Linked DNA regions of Homo sapiens: all the other regions are linked to region 3. The links are chromatin loops, found by intact Hi-C in ENCODE. Cell type or tissue: Caco-2. All regions are shown on one strand. Region 1 holds the start of TRA-CGC4-1 (tRNA-Ala (anticodon CGC) 4-1). Region 2 holds the start of TRA-AGC3-1 (tRNA-Ala (anticodon AGC) 3-1). Region 3 holds the start of TRA-AGC1-1 (tRNA-Ala (anticodon AGC) 1-1).

What was found. Peaks named below come from ENCODE experiments on the same cell type or tissue, not always from the same donor. Only the 100,000 strongest peaks of a DNase experiment are listed, where the experiment ranks them.
Region 1: it touches region 3 in a loop (3-fold over the local background); 6 of 110 quality-filtered maps call a loop at or near these places.
Region 2: a loop joins it to region 3, with 19 times the contacts of the local background. A loop is called at or near these places in 3 of 110 quality-filtered maps.

Annotation. Positions count from the first base shown.
Region 1 is chr6:28,726,556-28,730,555 of GRCh38, reverse strand. TRA-CGC4-1 (tRNA-Ala (anticodon CGC) 4-1) reads right to left here and starts at 1,241; the gene lies at 1,170-1,241. It also overlaps the pseudogene TRF-GAA11-1. RefSeq lists a cis regulatory region at 1,050-1,372. In Caco-2, no CTCF peak of the experiment used is centred here; DNase peaks (open chromatin) are centred at 1,205 and 1,815; H3K4me3 peaks cover 1,740 bases.
Region 2 is chr6:28,605,534-28,609,533 of GRCh38, reverse strand. TRA-AGC3-1 (tRNA-Ala (anticodon AGC) 3-1) reads right to left here and starts at 2,378; the gene lies at 2,307-2,378. It also overlaps a transcript of SCAND3 not described here. In Caco-2, a CTCF peak has its summit at 2,496; DNase peaks (open chromatin) are centred at 1,423, 2,313 and 2,653; H3K4me3 peaks cover 990 bases.
Region 3 is chr6:28,792,841-28,796,840 of GRCh38, reverse strand. TRA-AGC1-1 (tRNA-Ala (anticodon AGC) 1-1) reads left to right here and starts at 806; the gene lies at 806-877. In Caco-2, no CTCF peak of the experiment used is centred here; DNase peaks (open chromatin) are centred at 780 and 2,080; H3K4me3 peaks cover 1,278 bases.

The DNA.
Region 1 (4,000 bases), 66 kb after region 3:
AGTCTCTCTCTGTCGCCGAGGCTGGAGAGGTGCGATCTCGGCTCACCGCAACCTCCGCCTCCCGGGTTCAAGCGATTCTCCCGCCTCAGCCTCCCGAGTAGCTGGGATTACAGGCGCCGGCCACCACGCCCGGCTAATAGTAGAGAAGAGGTTTACACCATGTTGGCCAGGCTGGTCTTGAACTCCTGACCTGAGGTGATCCACCCACCTAGGCCTCCCAAAGTGCTGGGATTACAGGCGTGAACCAGCGTGCCCAGCCAAGACCTAACTTTTAAAACCTGTTGGTAGATCGCTTGCTGTAGGCTGTAAGCTATTGCAGCGAACGAGAGCTGGCTGTTTTCAGTCACCCAAATGATGTTTTAAGCGTTCGCGAGGCAAAGCGCTGAGTGCCACCTTACATTTAGACAACCTTTACACACTAACTCACCCAGAAAAACTTGGGACCTAATGCCCAGCCCCTCTGCTGCTCACAATTCAATTATCAGCGGCAGAGGCGGCTGGTGGAGAAGCCCCGAGGAGAGAGGCGGAAGGCAACCAGTGGGAAGATTTTCTGCTCCTCATCCTTGGACGACCTAATGCCCCTAAAGCAGAGATGCACGGAAAATTTTCTCTGAGCTGCCTATTTTTTCTTATTTCCATTCTTTTTTAGTCTATCTCTTTAGCGATACCGCCAAACGGAACTCAAAGTGCATGGGTCCGTAATGAGATTGCAGGGTTCGTGCTTCCTGCCAAGGAGATCTTGATGGAAAATTTATCTATTTAGGTTTTTTTTTTTTTTTTTTTTTTTTTTTTTTTTTACGCTGGGCTACAAGTCGATATCTACATACAGTTAGAAATGATGCCATGACCCACACACAGCTTTGATGTAAGCCTAGAAAGTTTTAACCTTAATCAACATAATTTAAAAGATATTTGCGTCTGGAAAAAATATAAAGAAGAACTCCTTGTGGGGTAATTTGTGTCCCCCTTTCAATGTCTGCTTGTTTCACTCACGTTAGCAAGACATTCTTCTCAAGCTAAGTTTTATAAAAAGCCACAGATGAGTGCCAGAATAAATAGCATAGTATTAAAAGCAACACATTTGACACTGTCCTCTTTTTATAGGAGTAGGAGAAAAAGTGACAAACGCATGCAAAGAACCAGAAAGGAGAATGAAGAAAATGGACAACTGGAGGAGCCGGGGGTCGAACCCGGGGCCTCGTACATGCGAAGCACGCGCTCTACCACTGAGCTACACCCCCTGACCGCATGAGAGTTCTGTTGGCTTATATATAAAATATCACTTGTTTTCAGTTTGTTGGTTTCATTTTCTGTTGGTTGGAGAAAGATCGCTGGATTAAATTCCACTACTTTCGTGAAATCACTGAACTGGATACTGTTTGGCAGCTAACAGTATCCTAATATACTTATAACAGTATACTAAGACACTAAGATTATAGTCCAAATGACGCAGTTTCTTATCCTCGGACTTTCCAGTTCCTGTTAGCCTGCTTCAAGCTCCATTCACAAGCAAACTGCATGAAAGCTACTTTCCTCCACCAGCAAAAAGCACAAACTTCCAACATTGAGGACTGTTCAGTCATGGAGAAGGATCCCTGATTTTAGTCTAGACCTTTAGTCCAGAGCTCTTCCAATTGAGCTATGTTTGCCACACTTCTATTTTCTCCCGCAATACTAACTCAAATGAAGTGCTCCTCAGTCCAGAGGCAGCCGTCGGCGAGCTGAATTCACACTGTATTTGTCGGACAGTGTGACAACATCCATTTTCCAGCTGACTCTCAATCCTCGTTAATGCATCCTAATAGCTGCAGTCCCAGCTGCTCGGGAGGCTGAGGCAGGAGAATGGCATGAACCCGGGAGGCGGAGCTTGCAGTGAGCCGAGATCAAGCCACTGCACTCCAGCCTGGGCGACAGAGCGAGACTCCGTCTCACACACACACACACACACACACAAACAAAACAAAACAAAACAAAACAAAACAAAACAAAACAAAACAAAGAAACCTAATAAATTTTTTCCCTTCTCACCATTCCTGATCAACTAATAATTTTTACAGCAAAAAAAAACTTTTTTTACATTACACATCTAGTATCCTGATGTAATACAATTGTATTTGGCAGTTCTTTTTGATATTGTCTTTCCTAAATTTAAGTTCTACATTTTTAATAATAAAAAATGTATGATGTTTCTTACATTAAAACTAGCTCCTAGTTTCCCAATCAGCTTCCGATCCACAATAAAGACTTGTTCTAGCTCTTAATAAAAAGGTGAATATTGAAAATAATTAGCAGTAATGTGCTCCACACTTTAATTAGGTCAAAACAATTGTGACAATTGTCTGTGACAAATCTCACAATGTGAAAAACAAAAGAAAACAAAGCTCTATCAGTTCAAAAGAAAGAAACTTATTCACCCTAGGTTAATTATGTGCAAGTAAAACAATATTCATATAAACATGTTTCAGCAATTGTCTACCCTTTTCAGGTTGGACTGGGAATGTCCTAGAAGCAGATGCATTGTCATTTAGTCTGCAATTCAGTAACCTTTCTCGTGGTATAGCGATTAAACGAGATCCAGTTTAGTGATTTCAGAAATAGTGGGATTTATCTCAGTGGATTTTCTCCCGCCAACCATTATGTTTTGAAAATTAGAAATACTGACACAGATATATCAAGATGTATCTCCAAGAGAGCTTGGCTATCACAAGAATGTTGCTCGGTGGTAGAATGCATACTTAAAATGTGTGCTGTCTTGGTTTCATTTCCTGAAAATGTTGCTGTTCTTTAGCTACTCACCAACAGCCACCCCTTCTTTTCTCATACGCTTTACTCGCATACATGATCCAAAGTACTCCCTTTAGTGCTACTCCATTTGTACGCCATAAACTTCTGCACCACCCAGTGCAAAAGACTATGACAAAGACTAGATGAAAGAGGATAAAACAAAGGATTAATAGCTCATTCAAAATCATCGCTAGGAGACAGAAACCTGACCCCACATTAACAGAAATTAACCTTGGGTTCCAATTCTCCACATCTTCGAAGATTATTAAAGACAAAAAGAAAAGAAAAACAAAGAACGCCACCACATTTTATTTTTTATTTTTATTTTTAAATTTTCTTTGCTGTGTCTGGCTCAACCAACAGGATGTGGAAGAGCAGAAAGTTTTTTGTTTGTTTTTTAATTCCTGTTACTTTTCTTCTATCTCCCTCCTCCACCTATCCATTCCACACTGCCAGGGAATTGGATTCAGCCATCATATGTAGGAGTCAATAAGTTCCAAGTCTTTCTTAGTGGGTAAATACATTGTATAATAAAAGTACTTAAGAAACCTGAAAGCTAAAAAGTTGGAAACAATCGAAGTATTGAAAGAGAAATTGAATAAAATTTTCAGTCTACAGTAAGCTGAGATAGCTCGGTTGGGAGGGCATCAGCCTGAAGATCTAAAGGAGACTGGTTCAATTCTGGGTTTTGGCAACTTTTCCTTTTCAGAGACTCTACCAGCGATCTGCCTTTGCAGTCTTAAAATTTCATATGAACTGCATCTCTTAATTTATATTTCGTAATTGATATTCGGGGGAGCAAAAGAGCATGGCACATAAGCAAAGGAATTTCGTGTCTGACTTCCTTTGCTTCTCCATATATAATAAAGCAATCGCGATGCCCCGTGAATTTTGATGTGTGAAATAAAGATGAACTGTAAAATTCATTTTGATACTCACAATTTTATTTTATTTTTTCTTAATTAGAGTGACATTAGACAGAAAATGAAAAATACCATGACAGGCCGAAAAAAGAGCGACTGAAAGGGAAAAGCTTTGTATTTTAGCACTTTTGATGGCAGTTGCCCCTGCTTTTTGAATAAGGGACCCTGTATTTTCATTTTACACTGGGCCTGTAAATTATGTAGCTGGCCTTCTTCAATATTAAATCGACATTCACAGTACATGTAATTGTAGTATCTATAATCGGCATTCATAATTACAGATTATTAATTCA
Region 2 (4,000 bases), 190 kb after region 3:
CTGCATTCATTAGCTGTTATTTCCTGAGAAGAAAAATCTTTCCCTCATCAACTATATGTTTATCCTGAAATACATTCCATACAGGAGAGATAGGATAAATGCTTGATTCTTTTCCTTCATGTGTTAGCTTTCAAAATAAAACTGATATTCAAAAACCTCCAAAGGTTGAATATGGAAAAGCTATTTTGTGTGTGTGTATGAGTGTATATGTTTATGTTAACTTTGCAACCAGCTTCTTTACCAAATTCTCTATAGTAAGTTTTTCATTTGAGGGGTGGCTTCCAGATATATAATCCTACCAAGATACATAGATAGCTTTATCCCATTCTATCCAATAGTTAATCCTTTAATTACTTTTTCATGTCTAAATGCTTCAGCTAATACCTCCATTACAATGTTAAGTAGTAGTGAAGATAATGAATATCCTTGTCTTGTCATGAAAAACAATTTAAATGTATTTGATCCCAAAATACCATAAATAGACTTAAATGGGAATACATACCATGAACAGCGCCCTCCCCCCAACCCCCGCTTTTTTTTCAGACAGTGTTTCGCTCTGTTTTCCGAGGCTGGAGTGCAGTGGCACAATCACAGCTCACTGCAGTCTTAACCTCCTGGGCTCAAGCGATTCTCCTGCCTCAGCCTCCCAAGTAGCTAGCTGGGAATACAGGCATGCACCACCATGCCCTGCTAATTTAAAAGAGACATCATCTCTCTATGTTGCCCAGGCTGGTCTAGAACTCCTGGGCTCAAGCAATTCTCCTGCCTCAGCTTTTCAAATTTCTGGGATTACAGGTGTAAGCCACCATGCCCAGCCTCATAAACATCTATTAACATTATATATTATACAGAATAATTTATCAGAATAAAACATAATTTCTAGAAATCAGTAAGTTAAAAAGGGAAAAACTGGTTTCTTTCCTCTCATATTATGTATTTAATCAATATTTCATACTAGCTCTGGCGTAGGCAAATCACCTTTGATTTGGATTGATTAACATGTGTAGGTGTCGTGGGATACTTTTTTGTGTTGGGGCAGTGGAGGTGGTCATCTAGTTAAATGTGTTTGTAAAATGAGTTCAACATGTGTTGGGGACCAGCCTCAACACCACCCGTAGGGTACCCAAAGTCCGGTGGCGACAAAGGATTGAGAAGAGACAAGAGTAAAGGTGGGGAGCCAGGGGGTCAGTTGCAAAATGGAGGCTGCAAAAGGCTCAGACCTCTGGTCTCCACACTATTTATAGAATACAATAACTTAGATCTAAGAAGCAGATGTTCAGGGCGAAACAGTGAAAAGGTGGCAGTGCGTCATAGCCGTTATCTATAGCAATAGCGGTTTAAATGAATCTCCTTTGTGCTCAAATAGCATATCTTTAACTTATCGGAGAGTAGCTAGTGGGAGCGGGCTTAACTTGGAGTCTGTCCACATTCCAGTATTTCAAAGGAGTGTCTTTCTCCTTGAACGCAGTGTTTACAGATAAGAGAGCGGGTCTCGCTCTGAGCATGGGAACATGATGGCAATTAGGAGGCTTTCCTCCTCAGAGGACTCTTGTGGCTTTCCACAACATATTGTCTCATATTTTTATGGCCAGTTTATGCAGGCACCCCACAAGCCCTTTTCCCAAAAACATGTCATTTATTTTTACTGAAATTTTCTTGAACAAGAGATATTTGGATGCCTGGTCTCTCACACTCCCACTAAGCTATTTCAGCAAAAGGACAGTAGTTCTGGTTTCATTTAACCAGCCAATCCATTCTGTCTCATTCGGGTTAGACTTGGGAGGCACCCCATGCTATGACAGACAGCATTTTATTGTCCTTCATGTACCTATCACCGCACAATACTAACGGGGCCCACTGCTTCCATATCTGGTGATTCAAGAAAAGGTAAGGTATAGGGTGGTTGGAAGCTCAGAAGAAAGACATCAATAAGATATGTTTCTGCTATTCCACCTCCATGCTGTTCTTTGCTCTAAGAACTCTTCAGAATTCAAAAAAGAAAAGAAAAAAAAAACAGTGAATAAAACAAAGGGTCTTTTATTATTTTTATATTTTTTCTGTTTTTCAGTAATACCATAGCATGAAATCCAAAGAAACCAGGCTGATTAATTTGCGAAAATGCTTTTACAAAGGGTTCAAGACCTTCCTGGTGTGGCAATGCTATCGATACAGATACTTAACACTGCAAAGGCTGTACAGACAAGCAGAAAATTGAATGAATGAGACTAGGTTTATTTAACGGGAGGGAGAAAGGAAAGTGGAAAGGCGGTCCATTGAGAGGAGAAAGTGCGCACTCCCAAAACTGGTGGAGGTGCCGGGGATTGAACCCGGGACCTCGTACATGCTAAGCACGCGCTCTACCACTGAGCTACACCCCCAACCACAGACAGGTTGCTTTGCATTTCTTTCATGATTTATAATCAGTATTTCTCAAAGATTCGGTAAATTGCAATGAAATCATGAATGCAAACTCCGCAATTTGTGAAACAGCTAGGCTGGGTCCTGCACAAGCAGCGTCCAAAGAAAGCAACACAGTGAAATTACAAAGGAAGGAGCCTGAAAGCAGACAATCTGTTGTCTCTCGCTTTTTCCAGCTTCATTTCCTGCTGTTTTCAACCATAAGGCCCCAGGAGGCCAAAGCCAGTAGCGCAGCCAGGGTACCAGCTGAGACCTACGTGTTTGAAGGGAAACTGTAGGGGGGCGTCAAAGGGGATCCTCGCCTACCGAGTTCCAGTCCCCGGGCCCAGCACCGCCTTTCTTGGAACAAAGACCCTCAAATCACTTCCGTTTCCAAAAGCCCAAAACGTCCACTGAACACTTAGTGGTGATGGCAGGGAACGTTCTTGTGAGCTCAAGATGTCATGAATCAATCACAAGGACAAACTGGAAATCTGGACCCGGGTGAGAGGCATCACGTAGGCACCCAGATCCGCACGTCTAGAGTAGTTTACCTCCGACAAAACTCTGAGGGTCCCCTGCTAAGCCAAACTGGTGGGGGTTGGGGTGGGGTAGTAGCGTTATCTGAAAAAAAGATGAATTAGGTAAGGCAGGGCTGGCATCTGTTGCTTGGCGACCAATCTGTAGGAAACCATGGAGCAATGAAAAATTATTGGTTTCTCGAATGGTGAGGGGAGGTGGGGGAAGCTTCTCATATTTTAAAGAGCTGGCCCAGCCCAACCCAAATTCACAACTATTGACTTCTGAGGCACCTCCGTTGAAATCTCTCCCTCTCTCTTTCTCAAACAATTTATAACTCACTAAAAAGTTGAAAAAATAAAAATAATACAAAAATACCCTTCTATCCTTTACTCAGATTTAGATATTATTAATATTTTACCCCATTTGCCTTATGAGTTGCTTCTTCTCTCTCCTGTACGTTGCATACATCACGTCCATTTCCTTTACTTAAGTACTTTTCTATATACCCACAGTACTATTAGGAACTTTTGTAAATTTAACATTGATACAATAGCTGTATTTAATCTACAGTCTGCATTTCAAGTTGACCAATTGACCTGATGTTTTCCTCTCATATAGGATCTAGTCTAGGGTCAGGCGTTGCATTTAGTTGTCCTGTCTTTTTTAGTCTTCTTTAATGAAAAATATTTGCATAGTCTTTATTTTTTTTGACATTGATATGTCATTTAAAAAATAGTGTTATTTTCATTTCTTTCTTTCTTTCTTTTTCTGAGACAGAGTCTCGCCCTGTTGCCCAGCTGGAGTGCAATGGCGCGATCTCGGCTCACTGCAACCTCCGCCTCCCGGGTTCAAATGATTCTCTTGCCTCAGCCTCCTGAGTAGCTGGGATTACAGGTGCCTGCCACTATGCCTGGCTAATTTTTTTTTTTTTTTTTTGTATTTTTTAGTAGAGGCGGGGTTTCACCATGTTGGCCAGGCTGTTCTCGAACTCCTGACCTCGTGATCCGCCCGCCTCAGCCTCCCAAAGTGCTGGGATTACAGGCATGAGCCACTGCTCCCGGCCTCATTTCATTTTTAAAAA
Region 3 (4,000 bases):
ATTTTAAGGTATTTTCACACGCACTTGAGTCAGTTTTATTTTTTGACTATGTGAAACACCAACATGCTTCCAAGAGTCAAAAGAATACAGAAAGTTATAATCAGAAAATTTGCAAGAGAATGTTGTATACCGGGACACACTCAAATGATAGAATGCAAGTATGCTCCAGGAAGTCTAACGTGATGGAGAGTCCACCTTGGGGTGAGTTGATCTTGGGTTGACCACAAATCAGGAACAGTGCCTTTATTTTTACCACTAAGCTACTTTCCTTTCTTTTCTCTTTCTTTCTTTCTCTTTATTTCTCTCTTTCTTTCTTTGTTTCTGTCTCTCTCTCTCTCTCTCTCTCTCTCTCTTTCTTCTTTCTTTCTTTTTTTGAGACGGAGTCTCGCTCTGTCGCTCAAGCTGGAGTGCAGTGGCCCGATCTCGGCTCACTGCAACCTCTGCCTCCCGGGTTCAAGCAATTCTCTACTTCAGAGTAGCTGGGATTACAGGCGCCTGTCACCACGCCCGGCTAATTTTTCTATTTTTAGTAGAGACAGGGTTTCACTATCTTGCCCAGGCTGGTCTTGAACTCCTGACCTCGTGATCCACCCGCCTCAGCCTCCCAAAGTGCTGGGATTACAGGCATAAGCCACTGCACCCGGCTAAGCTACTCTTCTTTTGGCCCAGCCGTGCCTAAAAGAGGAAGCGCTTCATGTAGGGAATTAACAATGGAATTGGAAACATATAGTGATTATCCTGACACAGAGGGCAGGCTCACATATTGGCCGTCACCAAAGCGTTTTCCGAAGGCCCTGAGTCCAGAGGGGGTATAGCTCAGTGGTAGAGCGCGTGCTTAGCATGCACGAGGTCCTGGGTTCGATCCCCAGTACCTCCAGGCCGTGTTTTCTTCCCCGGGACACCAGTAAGAAGCGGTCCATGATATTCCCCAACTTTAAATTTTTCTGTCTGTCAAGGTGAATTGTGTTGGCCTCTGCATTTCTCTCTCATACAGAGGGTGATGCGTGTTCATTCACTTGAGGTTATTTGCTGCCTAGGATTATCCGCCTATTCTTTCTAAGCAGTCCCATCAATCATTAACATGGACCACGCACGGGGGAAGCAAGTAGTATTCCTGGCCATCCAGCCAATTTCTAGCTGTAAATGAAATCATCAGAAACCATAGACCTGTGTGGCCCAAGTCTGATTTCAGATCAGAAGCTAAAAGGCTCAAGTCTTTTTCTGTTTCTTTTTCTAACTCCTCCTAACCAGGTTGCAGAAGCCCTACAAGCTTTCACTAAAAGATTACACTGCCAGGGGTTGATGGTTTGATGTGTGGTGGTAACCTTTTCCATTGGAGACCCACAAACTCTGAAACTTAAACTACTTAACTACAAACACACAACAAATGACGAAAAGACAGCATTCACCTCAGCTGAAATTTGGTGGAAGTAAAAAGCACTTCTCTGGGTCCTCTGAGGAAGCTTCTGGTCTGAGATGCAAACACTCTGAACTCCAGGGACCAAGATCAGTATAGGAGAAAGCTCATTTTGCTGTTTTACATAAATAAAAGTAATGAACGTTTATTTTTCCAATCCCAAAGGATCCTTTTGTACCTCACAGTACTTACTCTCCAGGATTGACCTCCTTCTAAGCTAGGGAACAACCCATACCTCCAGATTAGAGCTCTTTGTGGTATCACAGTGCCAAGCAGAAATCCACAGAGAAATACTCTGCAAGCATCTTAATACTATCTTGTTAAAAGAAAATCTGCTTTTATTTTCAGCTCTATTTCATGCCAACAAAGGAAATAAAAAATAAGTTACTAAACATCCAGAAGGCAGAAAAGCGACCTCTCTCCATCTGCAGAAGCCAAGCAAACTTGTGGGCTTCCCTATGCATCCTTTCTTTTACTCACTTTCTAAACGCTGTAACGGCCACTATCTATCAGGTGGTCACAAGCCATCGCTAAAGTCAATCTGAGGTCAACCCACTCGACTTGTGAGGGATTCAGCTATACTGCCTCTGCGCCTCTAATAGGACTAAGGAGGCGGTGGTTGCACAAGTAGTTAACACCGATTGTACCGTGACTCCGCCTTTCCGCAGCCGCTCTCCAGCTCTTTAGAGTCCTTTTGAGTCAAGCTGGACGTGAGACATACAGGAGATCGTTGCAAACGCCAGGAGGAGTTTCTTCAGGGTGAAGTTAACTTTCAATCGGCTTCATTCTAAGAGAAATATGTGGAGCAAACAAACGGAAACTTTCTTTCTCATCTTTTGCATTTCAAGCAAAAACTAATAAAATTAGATGTTTCCACCGTCATGCTCAGTTTCGAAGCTGCCAGCAGATCCCGCTTCTAACTTTTAACACAGGCACGCAGGAAATCGGGAAATCCCTGCAGCTCCCTCAGAAGCTACAGTATCAGCGGTTCCTGAAGGGCAAACCAAAACCCAGTATCACTCTCTCCTCCAAAGAGTTCAGCCGGTCTGCTGAGCGACGGAAATAGCGGAGAGGCGCTCTTGAAGCCGAAACGAACCAGGTCCCCTTCCTGGTCGAGTCTTCCTCCCTAAGGACAAAAAAAGTACCTTTCTTCCCTCATATCCAGAGGAAGCGACGGAGGGATGTGGCGCTTAGACTCACTGTACCATCCCGTCCATCCAAGTCCTAATAATCATGAGGATGCGACAGAGCGAGACTCCGTCTCAACAAAACAAAACAAAACAACCCTAAGGAAGAGAGAGAATGTACTGGAGGATAGGAAGTACTTAGGAAAACCTTTTTTTTTCTTGTATTTAAATTTAAGCCTTCATTTATATAAAATAAAACACATGAAACCTATTCAGCTTACGGCTTATTATATATAACCAAAATTCAGGCCAAGATACTGAATTTTTCAGCAACCAACAGCTGCCTTTTGCCTCATTTCAATTATCCTAACTCTCTGACCTCCACCTCCATAGATTATTTTTCTTATGTTTTAAATAATATAAATGGGATCATATAATATCATCGTAGTCTATTTTGGGCTGCTACAAAATCACTCAAGACTGGTAATTTGTAACGAACAGAACCCTTCCCTTCCCTTCCCTTCCCTTCCCTTCACTTCCTGACAGAGTTTCACTCTTGTTGCCCAGGTTGGAGTGCAGTGGCTCAGTCTTGGCTCACTGCAACCTCTGCCTCCCGGATTCAAGCAATTCTCCTGTCTCAGCTTCCTGGGTAGCTGGGATTACAGGCGAATGCTACCACGCCCAGCTAATTTTTCTGTATTTTTAGTAGAGATGGGGTTTCACCATGTTTGCCAGGCTGGTCTCGAACTCCTGACCTCAGGTGATCCATCCACCTTGGCCTCCCAAAACCCTGGGATTACAGGAGACAGCCACTGCACCAGGCCCAGAAACATTTTCTCACAGTTCTGGAGGCTGGGAAGTTCAAGATCAAGTCACTGGCTCTCATGTCTGGTGATGGCCTTTTTGTTGTGTTCTCACATGGCAGAAAACTGAAGGCAATAGAGAGATGAACTTCCTTTGTCAACTCTTATTATAAGGGTACCTAATATTATTCATGAGGAAGGAACCCTCATGGCTTAATCTTCTTAAAGGCCCTATGTCTTGATAATTATCACATGGTGACACCTAAGCTTTGGAGGGGACACTTTCAAACCACAGCAAATCTGTACTCATTTGAGTATGGATTCTTTCACTTAATTTTTGTTAAAAAAATTAGATTCATTTTCTTTTCTTTTTTCTTCTTTTTTTTTTTTTCAAGGTGGAGACTTGCTCTGTCGCCCAGGCTGGAGTGCAGTGGCGCGATCTTGGCTTACTGCAAGCTCTGCCTACCAGGTTCACGCCATTCTCCTGCCTCAGCCTCCCGAGTAGCTGGGACTACAGGTGCCATCCACCACGCCCAGCTAATTTTTTGTATTTTTAGTAGAGACAGGGTTTCACTGTTTTAGCCAGGATGGTCTCGATCTCCTGACTTCGTGATCTGCCCGCCTCAGCTTTCCAAAGTGCTGGGATTACAGGC